Regions from separate parts of the Homo sapiens genome. Here region 1 is linked to region 2. A link is a contact called in ENCODE Hi-C data. All regions are on one chromosome and are shown on one strand. The core of a region is the stretch at or near the end of the contact, and the rest is flanking DNA. Distances in the headings are between cores, read along the strand shown. Region 1 holds the start of SRI (sorcin). Region 2 holds the start of CFAP69 (cilia and flagella associated protein 69).

Region 1 (5,608 bases), core at 309-2,808, 2.0 Mb after region 2:
TACTTAAAAATATTTTATATGCTTTATACTTCTTTCAAACTTGAGTCTTGAGCTTGTACTCAACATCGAGTTCGGCCCTGACATCTACTCTTTATAGTCGGTTACCTCTTTCTGAAGAAACAGGCTTCCAAAGAGAGACCAGGGGACTCATTAGATGTCTCATCTACCTTGATGATTGCTACCTTGATGATTGAAAACAGTAACCTGCTTCCTGAATCAAACACAAAACAGGCAACATGCAGTGTCTTTGCTATGCCACAACAGGGACTATTAGAATTTTTCTCACAATTCGGACTTTGGTTTTCAAAAGGGCTTGCGAGGGAAGTTACACACAAGAGAAAAACAATGAACCGAATGAGGACAATAGCCCACGAATTTAGAATGGAGGAAGCCCGTCCACCACAGCGAAAAAGCACAGTACCACATTGGCGGGTGCTCCAATATTTGTGAAATGTTGATGACCCTTTAAATGTTTCTGTGCAACCTCCACAACAAATACTGTGAATCTTGCTTATTAATGCGTTTCTCAATACGTTAAAATTCAGGAAATCATTAAGTCTAGTCCTTAACAGTGAAGGGCAAGCAATTTTCTGTCATTGAAATTACACAAAACAAAACAAAAAGCTCACGCCTGAATTGCTTCGGACTATTCAACTGGAAGATAGAAAAATATATGAAGTAAAGAAGAATAACCTACATAGAAGTTCCTATCTCTTATCTTCCTGAATACTTACCAGTACACTATTAGTTTGTTCTAAACTTTTCTTATATAAAAAGTAGCTGAATACTTTTAGGGAAATGGATTGTTTTGTCTGAATCATCCAGATAATTCAAACAATTCATTTTCCTAAGAACGATATGTGTGAGTCTGTCCTGCCCGGAAAATGCCCTCTGTCCTACTCAGGACACAAGTCACGCTCAGCTTAAACAGGCAAGGAATTGTCCCCTAGGAAGGAAATACGCCGTTGTCGTTCAGTGAACTCTGCAACCAACAGCAAGCCAAACTCTCCCTTGCACACAGTTCGTCAAGTTAATTCTTATTTTCCAAGGGCGCTTTCGTATTTCCATCTTTCAAAGACTCCTTCACCCACTGGCACCTAAGGCTTGCCCTAACGCATCCAGCCCCTGCCTCGCGATGGTGCGCTCCGCTTATAATAGCTCCGTCCTGTCCAATAAAGTTGTTTAAAATAAGAAATGTGCCAGATAATAGCCAAGTCCGAAGGAAAAAAAAAAAAAAAGAATTCCTGGGGTGGTGTATTGGTGTTGGAATGTGCCATTAGTTTTGGAGGGAGGAAAGTCCCTGGTGTGAATTGCCTCGCAGGTCGTAGGCCGCCACTGGACCTTCAGTCGTGCACTGCATTAGCGCCGTAATGGCAAAGATACGAAGAAGCGCGCAGGCAGGGGAGCCACGGCCGCGCGCACAGGCAAGAGCTGGAGACGACTGCGGAGCGCGTCCCCCACGCCCGCGTGGTGCGCTCTGGGGCGGCCCCCTAGCGGCAGGGCGGGGCGGGGCAGGGGGCGGAGAGGCCTGGCGCACAGGGCGAGGGCGGCTGCGGCGCAGTCTGCAGCATGGCGTACCCGGGGCATCCTGGCGCCGGCGGCGGGTACTACCCAGGCGGGGTAAGTGCTGACTGCGCGGGATCGCGGCCCAGGCGGCTCCGGGGCGCTAAGAGGCCACCTTGGAGATGCTGCGGCCAGCGGGGTGAGGCGCTGCTGGGCGGCTACCCGGGCTCCTTCCGCCCTCGGCTTCTCCCTGCGCTCGCGGCCTCGCCCTAGGCCCCTGGGGTTCGGCCTCTCCCCACGTTTCCCCGTCCCTTCTCCTGGATGGCCCTGCGGGGCCAAGGTGAGGGTGGATTGGGACCCTAGAAGCCCACCCTGCGGCTTCTCGGATACGCGGCGTGAAATCGTGTTAATTGGGTGTTGGCTGACCCCCACCCCACCCCACCCCCGCCTTCTTGGTTGCCTCCCAGAGCAACAACAGTCATTTTATTCTAGAATGATATACCTTCCTCCCTTTAAAAAACAAACAAACAAACAAACAAACAAACAAACAAAAAACGAGTGAGAAGGGGGACGGAAAAAAAGGGAAAACCTGCTGAAGTAAAAGACCTGTAGGAAGGCAGCCTCGCCGGGCGTCTGGGATGCGCGTTGTCTTGGGAACTGTTTCCGAGACAGGCAATGTTCCCTCGCCACCCACGAGATACAGCCCGGCCGGACACCTTACTCTTCCCTAGGCTACACCCGTCTCAGAATGTTACCAACTCCAGCCTTCCATCGTTCATAAAACGCTCTTAAAATACCATAAATGCTGTAACAACAAAAGGAGAATTTGAAGCCCTGCCATTCGTTGGCTTACCTAGTTTGCACTCACCTCAGTAACCTTCAGGTTAATAGGGATTTTAAAAGTTGCTTTACATATGTAGACATCACTTTCACAGCAACTCTTTATGGTCTAAGTCGCCAGTTTTTAAATTACGGGGTGTGAATGGAAGAGAGGGGTGGAGTGTTGGCAGAGTGTGCCCGGTGGTGGGGAGGTGAGCCTTGTGAAGGGCGGGCAGGCGGGCAGTTGTCTGGCCTTGCACAAAAGCCCTCAGTGGTGAAAGAAGAAAACTTGATTCGGCAGAATGACGTGTATGTGTTTCCTGTTTCACAGTATGGAGGGGCTCCCGGAGGGCCTGCGTTTCCCGGACAAACTCAGGATCCGCTGTATGGTTACTTTGCTGCTGTAGCTGGACAGGTTAGCTTTTCCCTTTAATATTAAAGAGCCGTTATTGTCTGCATTTGTGGTAGCTTTTGATATAGTGACACAGAAAAGCGAACTTCCTGTGGTACTGAGTCCCTTTGCTTCTGCAAAAGAAAAAAAAAGTTGTTTCTTATTTTAGTTTTTTATTTCTGAATGTTCAGAATAAATGAGGACAAAGTGTTACTCGTATTTATGTGAGTTCAGTTCGAAAGCAAACTTGTGGTTGAATTAAAGGGTCCAGGATGGTTTCAAGCGAAAAAATTCAAGATCTGGTAAATATAAACGCTTGTTTGTACAACTTAAAGACATATATTAGTAATTACATAGCTCGATTCTAATGGGCACTTTCTTTGGGTTGAACTTGATTGCTAATCATTCACCCCCTTAGGAAATATGGTAAAAACCCACCAGCTTCTAAATAAGGAAGTTACTGTTCCCTTCTTAGTATCAGAAAGTTAATCTTGTGAACAGTGTAGTTTCTCTTTGATGCAGATGCTGTTACTAGGTCAGCCCCTCCATGTCCTTATTAGGTGTTCTGGCCTGTTGACCCAGAGAAGCAATTAAGGTCAGCTCCCCAAGACCTTTCACTTGTCTGCATTCTGAGTTGTATGACAGGTGCTATCTTACATTGACAGGTGCTATCTTACATTGAGAGAGGACACTTCCCTAGTTCATGAGGTCACTGTGTGCAGTAAATATACTGTTGGTATAACCCAGACACGTCCAGAGGAGATGTTTGTTCTTATGAATTCAACCTAGTTTTGTTTTGACCAAAAGCTAGAAATAGCAAAATCTTAATGTGAAAACTGTAGAATATTATGGGATAAAAAACCTAAGACCACTTTTAAGGTAGTACTCTAAGAAATACAGCTTAAGAAATTGAATGGAAAATATAGTCTAAAACTGGAAGACCTTCCCCTTAAGTATCTACTTAAACTGTTAATGATCTGTATCTTTGAAACCACAAGGCATGGCAAACCTCAAGACTAGCATTCTTAGATTGCCAGTGCCTCCAGCATGTAAGTGACTCCACCTGCTTAGCTTTCAGCAGCCCTGGCCTGTATTCAGCATACCCATTGTCTTTCAAATTGCTGATCTTGCTCCTCATTTATAACTTATAATACCCAGTGACTTGAAGATTTAGGTATTTTATTTTAAAGTCCCTAAAAATCACATATATCTAGTTCTTTCCCAGTTCAGCCAGTGAATGGGCACTGGGAACCTAATGTGAATCTTCCAGATGTATTTGTGCTCTGAAAAAAATGATTCACTATATCATAAGAAAAAGTGACCAAGGAGGCCTTTTTCTGTTTGAACCAAGCCTTCTATTTATTGATGTCTGCTTTGTACCTTGCTCTCTCCACCCCCATCAAAAAAAAATATTTTAAAATGTTTAGCTGTAGCAGTTTGCTAGCTCAGATTGAGAGAAGAGTAGTTGCCAAGACAGACTCTTTCTTTCATCATTAAATTACTTTTGGAAGTGGGTTAAGGAAAAGAATGCCCACTTTTGGAAGGCATTCCTTTTAATAAAAAAAAGGCATTCCTTTTAAATAAAAAAAAGATACTGATTTTCTTTGTTGTTATTGCTTCATTGAATGCTGAAGGTAAACAACTTGAAAGTACAAATCACTATTATGATTCCTCTAATTTTTTTTCAAAAGGATGGGCAGATAGATGCTGATGAATTGCAGAGATGTCTGACACAGTCTGGCATTGCTGGAGGATACAAACGTAAGTTGACAGTCCCAAAGTTTGTCTAAATATACTCTTGTGTTTCCTATCTTAGCTGTTACTTGTGATTACAGCCTTCAAGAAAACTGAGCTTGTCGGATCTAGCAAAGTTTAGAATTCCGAAAGCTAAAATACAGTACTATTTCAAAATGTTGATTTGAAAACAGTTTTTAAATCACTCCAGGCTGGGCACAGTGGCTCACACCTGTAATCCCAGTACTTCAGAGGCCCAGGCAGGAGGATCGCTTGAAGCCAAGAGTTTTTGGCTGCAGTAATCTATGATTGTACCACTGCACTCCAGCCTGAGCAACAGAGCAAGACCTTGTCTTTAAAATAATAATAATAATAAATTATTCCATCCTACCTGCCAATCTAGTGGATTTCTCAGATTTGGGTTTTGTGTACCTAGAACCAGTGAGACAGTTTGGGTGGCCTCCTTCACAGAGGACAAGGTAGGGTGCTGAAATGGAATCTGCCAGGTCAGGGGTCATTAACTGACATTAGGAACTGATATTTACTGTTATTTGCCAAGAGCCTACTCTGCCCTGACCTGGTGGCACTTAGGGCTTTGAGTTGCTGCCCTGCACCCCTGGTCCCTGAGTGGCCTATCCTGCACTCCTGGTCTCTGAGCTTTGGGCATGCTCCTGCTAACATAAGTGGTTGCCATGACATCCCTCAGGTCTTTCCTCTTCCACTTCATAGAATGTATTCAGGCTAAGTGGGAAGTGGCCTTTCTACTTACTGGACCTGCTGCTCCATAATTCAGCCCTTACCCTACCCCTGCCTTTTGAACACTCTGCCATGAGCTGAGAGTAATGAAATACTGCAAAGATGCTCCATCCCTGGCAGGGCACAGTGGCTCACACCTGTAATCCCAGCACTTTAGGAGACTGAGGTGGGAGGATTGCTTGAGCCCGGGAGTTCAAGACTAGCCTGGGCAACATAGTGAAACCTTGTCTCTGCAAAAAATTTAAAAATTAGCCAGGCATGGTGGCATGCACCTGTGGTCCCAGCTACTCAGGAGGCTGAGGTGGGAGGATTATACAAGCCCAGGAGGCGGAGGTTGCAGTGAGCCAAGATTGTGCCACTGCACTCCAGCCTGGGTGACAGCCTGTCTCAGAAAATCCAAAAAAT
Region 2 (6,145 bases), core at 2,374-4,873:
GGTACTATTTTATTGTTTCGAAACTGGAAAAGTATGATAATCACTTTAAAAAAGAAGACGCTGGAATCACTACAGTAGGGATTATCAAAATTTTTATAGAGAGAAAATTTGAAGATATAATGTTTACATAGAATATGTCTATGAGAAGTTCACAACATGGAATGAAAATAACAATTCAAAATCCCAGATTCCTAAACTATTGTTTTCCCTATTTACTAATAACTTTACTCATAATCTATATTTACATTTTCCATAATTCTATCAGAGAACATTTCAAAGTTATTAAAGTTAGAAAAATCTAATACTCTGTGAATATCATTTGTAGTAGCTTAGATAGAATTTATAGGCGCTATTGCCTTTTACAAAGTTATTTTTGTGAAAGATGCAGGAAAAAAATACCACTTAATGCAGAAGTAAAGCATACACACAGAAAAATCAGCAAAATAACCCGTACATTTTACCTGCTGCCTTAGGCAGCAATATTCAAGCCTATTTCTTTAATTACTAAAAACTAAGGTTAGGGTAACTGAAAGGTTCAATTTAGGTCTGTAATAAAGAAAATGATATAAAACAGCTATCAAAAGCCCAGGTAGCCAAAGTAGCATTTCTATATTAGGAAATCCAGCTGCAACTTAGAAACATCTCTGAAGGGATAAAGTGAGCAGACCGAAATCTGCATTAAAGCAAGTAAGATTTCAGGGGCATCCAGTCTCACTCTCACATCCTGGAAGCCAGTGGGAACAATCAGAATTCTAGAGAATCCCTTAGCTTTAAGGCCCAAATAACTTTATGAGCTCTAGTTCCCTGGATAAAGGATGATGACAATGACAATGATGATGTTGATAACTGCTTGTTTTCAATTATATATATAGGTCTCTCTATAAGTTCTCTATATTATTGTATAAGTTTGCTTATATATTATTTCTTTTTGTTTTGTTTTGTTTTGTTTTTTTGAGACGGAGGCTCACTCTGTCGCCAGGCTGGAGTGCAGTGGCACAATCTTGGCTCACTTCAACCTCTGCCTCCCATGTTCAAGTGATTCTCCTGCCTCAGCCTCCCAAGTAGCTGGACTACAGGCGTGCATCACCATGCCCACCTAATTTTTGTATTTTTAGTAGAGACGGGGTTTCACCATGTTGGCCAGGATGGTCTTGATCTCCTGAACTCGTGATCTGCCCTCCCCAGCCTCTCAAAGTGCTGGGATTACAGGTGTGAACCACCACACCCGGCCTATATATATTATTTAATTTAATCTTTACAATGGACATGAGTACTGTCATTATCTCCATTTGATAGAAAGGTTAAGATACTGGTCTTTGGTCACATAGCTGGTAAGTGATGAAGCTGACAATGAACTGAAGTAGTTGTGATACTCTCACCTTTAGCCACTAGGATATACTGTCTCAGAAGCACACACAGGCAGAAGAGAAGTTTGCAAATGTGCAGTGGTTTGAAAGAACTGGAAACAGTTCCCAGGATCTTTCCTAAACTGGCCTAAGGCAGAGGCCTAAAAGGTTATCATTTTTTCGTTCCAGGGTCTCTAGACCCCCATTCTATGAGTAAAGAAACTGAGTAACTCAGTTAACTTCTCATGAACTTAGGGTTCTCATTTGTAAAAACAACCACAGGCAAAAAACAAGAAGGCTGAGGATCACTAAGATTTCTCCCAGCTATAAAAAGTTCCTATTCTATTTCTTTGGGGAGAAACTACCTTTTTCCTCAGTACTTCGAAAATGTTACTACTCTTAGAATTAGTAATTAACAAGTCAGAAACATGAATTAATGCAAATTGATTGCTTTCTTCTTGGAAGAGAATCCTAGGCCCTGGAAAGAGCAGTAGTAATGAAAGAAAAGAAAGAAAATTAAAATGGGGAGAAAATGCACACACATATACACAGGTATACTTGTTTCATTTGGTATGTTTTGGACTATTTTGGCAATGGCTTTTAAAAAGTATTTTTCCCTAAAAAAAAAAAAAAATCCACGCTTGCTTGCCTTGTATAACGTTGCCCAATTTTTCTTGGAGCAAGTAAAGGAAGACTGAGAGCCATCAGTTATCAAATTCACATACTTTTCAGTTTTGCCCCTTGCCTGGGAGTATGGCTGTATTGTTGATCTTTCTTGCAGCCCAGGGAGTGGAGAGCTATTGTTCCTCAAAATTCTCCCCGCCCAGAGGGGAATAGGTCCACAAAATCGATTAGGCAAATTCCCCTAACACCTATTTCTCCTCATGCAAAATGCTGTTGCTCCGCAGGTTACTGCGTAAATGTCAGACCTCAGAGAGCTCAACTCTATTCCCCAGTCAACTGACCACTCCCAAGGAACTCTCCAAGGCTCCAGGATGTGAACGCAAGAGACAGGGTTCCTGACGCAGCCTGAGATTTGAGAAGCCTCAACAGGAATTCCCACAGTGGCCCCACACCATTAGTGTGAGGCAGGACAGGGTTCCTCCAGGAATTCGCGGCTTTTAAGGCACGATCAGGGCTCTCTGGGGGATCAATGGAATCCTAGTAGGAAACAAACAACTTGGGGTTTCTAAACACCTCCGCCTCGAATAGAGATCCAAGGGCCTCAAATGGAATTTCTCAACAGATCAACTTCCAAGAGTGAATTTTGTATTCATAACAAAAGCAAACCCAAAACCAAATACAGTACAAGCATAATAAAACAAATCAACTCTATTCTCTCCCGGTTCTCTCCGACCCAACGTGTAACAACCAGCTTCCAATTTCATATTTTAAAAATGCTTAATTTCTAATTTAACAGCGTTTTCCTCCCCTCTGGGTGCAGGCTTTAGTCGCAGCAAATTTAAGCATGGGAAAATTTACATCTATATCAAGAACATCACTCGGTAACAGGGATCTACGTATTAAAAAGTTCAGTTCAAACTGATCAGGTCATCAAATCAAGATTTTGCTAAGAATGATTCCTTTCCTCCCTGTAGCTCTATGACCACTTTTCGAAGAAGCGCGGCAAAACCCCGCCTACTCAGTTTGCTAGGACCCTCCAGGAGGACCACACAGCGCTGGTCCCCAGACAGGATGGTTGACAACAGCCAGCCCCTCGCAACCGGTGCAGTTCGCAGGGGGTGGGGGATCAGGATTAGCTCTGCGCTTGGAATCTCCATCCCGCGGCTTCCCCCATCTTCACTCCTGTCCCCAGTTCCACCCTTGCCACCCCCAGGTCTGGACCCCGTCTCGAGACTTCACTCCCACCCCCTCCACCTCTGAAAGCACAGACACCTGCTCATACCTGCGCCTCATCGTCCTCCGTCACCACCCCAACCACCGGGATTTGACTGGAACTGCTAGACTTGTTCCTGATGCCGGATTCCTGGGCCTCGGCGGTCGCCCCGGCTTCCTCTGTCCACATGGCCGGTGGCGGCGGGGTGGAGAGTGGGGGGATCTTCCTGTCCTACAGTGCGCCCGCAGCCGCTGGGCCCAAAGAGGCCCCGCCACCGAGAAGGGAAGGCAGCCTGAGAGTCGCTAGAGTCGCGAAAGGTCCCAAAATTCCGCCAGGGGCCTAGGCCACCGCCATACAGTCCGCTTAGCGCCGCTGCCGCCCCCCAGTTGACCCAGACCTCTGATCCCGGGCCGGTTGTTAACACAAGCCAGCGCGTTGCTAGGGGGCGGGGCCAGAGGCTACGGAAAGCCGGAGAGCCAAACCACCCCAAAGCCTAATTGCACTCCGCGCCCGGCAGGGCGAGTTTGCAGGCTTGCGGTAAGGAGCCTGCAGGATGCACCTCGGTAGGTAGCGGGGAGTGGTGCCTTAGGCTCCCGGTGTGTTTCGGTCTTCATAGTCTTGCTTCAAACAGGCATGAGTGGGTGGAGGGGTGAGGGATGTCTATGGGATACGTTAGGCGTGATACGATGGACGGATAGTGTTGAAAGCGTTTCTCTCACCCCAGGGAAGTGACCAGTCTCGCTTACATTCCCCAGCTTTTATCTGTACTTTAGTGGCCCAACTGGACAGTTAAATAAACAAACATAAAAGGTATTGTACAGAATGTTAAAAGGCTTTTGAGTCAGTTTATTGAATCTAGAGCGAGTTATCCCTTGAAGTCTCACTTTTCTCATCTGTAAAATAGGACTGTTGTGAGGATTGAATGAGATGACAGTGTTTGTTAAGTGGTGCTTGGCACAGCATCCCGTATGGTCAAGATTATCATTATCTTTATTACTGTTTGAGAACTAAAAATTAAATCCTAAGCCCCACAACCGACTGAACGGACCCCCTTTTGGCCAAGAGGACCCCCGATAAACCTTAAAAGCTGAATTCCTCGCCCTGACGGGACGGAAGGACGGACACGCCTCGCTATACCCCCCTACCTCCTCCCTTTTCACGTCCCCCTCACCCCTGGTTTTTTGAGACAGGGTCTCACTGTGTCCCCCAGGCTGGAGTGCAGTGGCAGGATCGTAGCTCTGCAACCTCCAACCTCTGGCTCAAACGATCCTCCCGCTTCAGCCTCGGGAATAGCTGGGAGTACAGGTGCACATGCCACCAAGCTCGGCTCCCCCTCCCTTTGAGGGCTTAGACTCAACAACTGACCAGCATTAATGTTAAAATGGAGATCAGAAGGCTAACAGAATGGACTCTGTGGCAATAACAAATTATAAGCAAGACCTAAGGCCATGCCAGGCAAGAGTTAAGTCACTCACACCTACACTTAAAGAATAACCTTTGTTTTAACTGCTGCAATGTTTTTATTTTTCTCTAGCTGTTAAATAAGAACTGCCCTCGACATAAGCAATATTGAAATAATTGCAGCTCATCCATGGCCAGATGTTGACTAACAAGACCCTCCTGTTCCACAAGTCATAACTGCAGGTTTGATTGGACAAGGGACCGATTCAGTAACTTTCCCCTGATAAAAGACCACCCACTATGGACTGGTTCTGGCAGGTTTACAGAGACTGAGCACTAGTACATTCATGTCTCTGCTTCTCCTTTTGATGTATAGGGACTGTAATGCATTTAAATGTTAAGTTTCCACTCCACAGTGAGCATGGGATGCATGTCACATGCATGTTTATTCAGCACCCCTCTTAGTGAAGATTCACAGCTCTTCTTACAATCTGTTGAATATGTCTGTTTAGCCAACTCATTCAGCATAAAGCTTCTGCTCCAACCCCACCTCCTTCAAAGTGCCTGTTGACTGTCTCTGTGGGAGCCTGGGCTTCCCAGCCTGCAGAATGGCCAGCCTGCAGGTTGTAACTCATTATAAGAAACAAAGTCTCCTTTCTAAATTTATAGATCTTATGATTTTTCAGTTGACATGTTGTTGCCTATCCATTGTAGACTGAATAATAATACAAGAAGGGTCAAGACTATAATGGAAAGCTTCTCATGATGATCATCAGTATAATTTAATAACTCAAACACCATAACTGAAAATTTAAAAAACTCTAACTCTTTTAATCTGTTTTTTAAACTTTCAAAAATTATTCAAGATTTAAACGTGCATTTTTGTATCTTCCATAGAATTTATGAATTTAAAATTACATATAAATTCAATGAAAATAAATATTACTTCACTTCTCAGAGCTTCTCTCCTCATTTCTAGAATGAGGTTGATAAGTGATTTTGAAGGTTCCTTCTGCCTCAGACGTTGAATATTTCTGGCCCTAAAAGAAAAATGGTAACACTAGATTAGGACTGGCAGCATTTGATTGTAAATCCTAGCCGAAGAGACCAAGTTTTGTTGAGAGTAGTGAGCATTTCTAGCACCTGTTTCCACACTTCTAGTCATTCTTCCGCTTTTCTCATCCTCAGCCCTCTGAAACTGTGAGATCACCAACACTTGGGGTCAAAGTCTATTAACATTTTTCAGTTCTCATCCTGTTATACTAGTCTGTAGTATTTTACACTGTTGACCCCTCTCCTCTTTTTACAACCCCCTTGCCTAGGCTTCCACATTCTTTTTGTTTTTCTTTCATCTCTACAGCTACTCATTGGTATCTTTATGGGCCCAGCATGCTTCTGCTGCACCACTCTGCTGCCTAGCTACTGATAGATATCTTTAGAACCATTCTTAGGCCTTATTACATCTAGAGGGCAGTTTAGTAGGTCTAAGGTTGCTTCCACCTAGGGAAAGTGCAAAGCATGTTAAGTGTTTTATTCATATGACTTAAATTGCTGTTACACA

What was found. Hi-C counts contacts between places; a loop is a spot of excess contacts on that map. Pooled maps may share reads with other maps.
Region 1: a loop to region 2 is called in a map of naive thymus-derived CD4-positive, alpha-beta T cell, with 9 times the contacts of the local background. The contact joins the promoter of SRI here to the promoter of CFAP69 in region 2. A Hi-C loop is called at or near these places in 4 of 168 maps with a recorded cell type or tissue (CD4-positive, alpha-beta memory T cell, CD8-positive, alpha-beta T cell and naive thymus-derived CD4-positive, alpha-beta T cell), 5 of 37 single-sample maps with no recorded cell type and 17 of 50 pooled maps.

Annotation. Positions count from the first base shown.
Region 1 is chr7:88,215,988-88,221,595 of GRCh38, reverse strand. It overlaps SRI (sorcin), which reads left to right and starts at 1,558. Exons shown (of 8, transcript NM_003130.4): 1 at 1,558-1,620; 2 at 2,654-2,737; 3 at 4,405-4,474. The coding sequence starts at 1,570. It overlaps SRI-AS1 (SRI antisense RNA 1), which reads right to left and starts at 4,936. Exons shown (of 3, transcript NR_120517.1): 1 at 4,839-4,936; 2 at 2,372-2,847. It overlaps LOC124901691 (a long non-coding RNA gene), which reads left to right and starts at 5,012. Exons shown (of 2, transcript XR_007060419.1): 1 at 5,012-5,153. RefSeq lists silencers at 1,336-1,835, 2,483-2,572.
Region 2 is chr7:90,242,652-90,248,796 of GRCh38, reverse strand. CFAP69 (cilia and flagella associated protein 69) reads right to left here and starts at 3,623. Exons shown (of 23, transcript NM_001039706.3): 1 at 3,253-3,623. The coding sequence starts at 3,372. It overlaps LOC107986819 (a long non-coding RNA gene), which reads left to right and starts at 3,666. Exons shown (of 2, transcript XR_007060423.1): 1 at 3,666-3,720; 2 at 4,718-6,145. It also overlaps a transcript of STEAP2 not described here. RefSeq lists an enhancer at 2,246-2,758.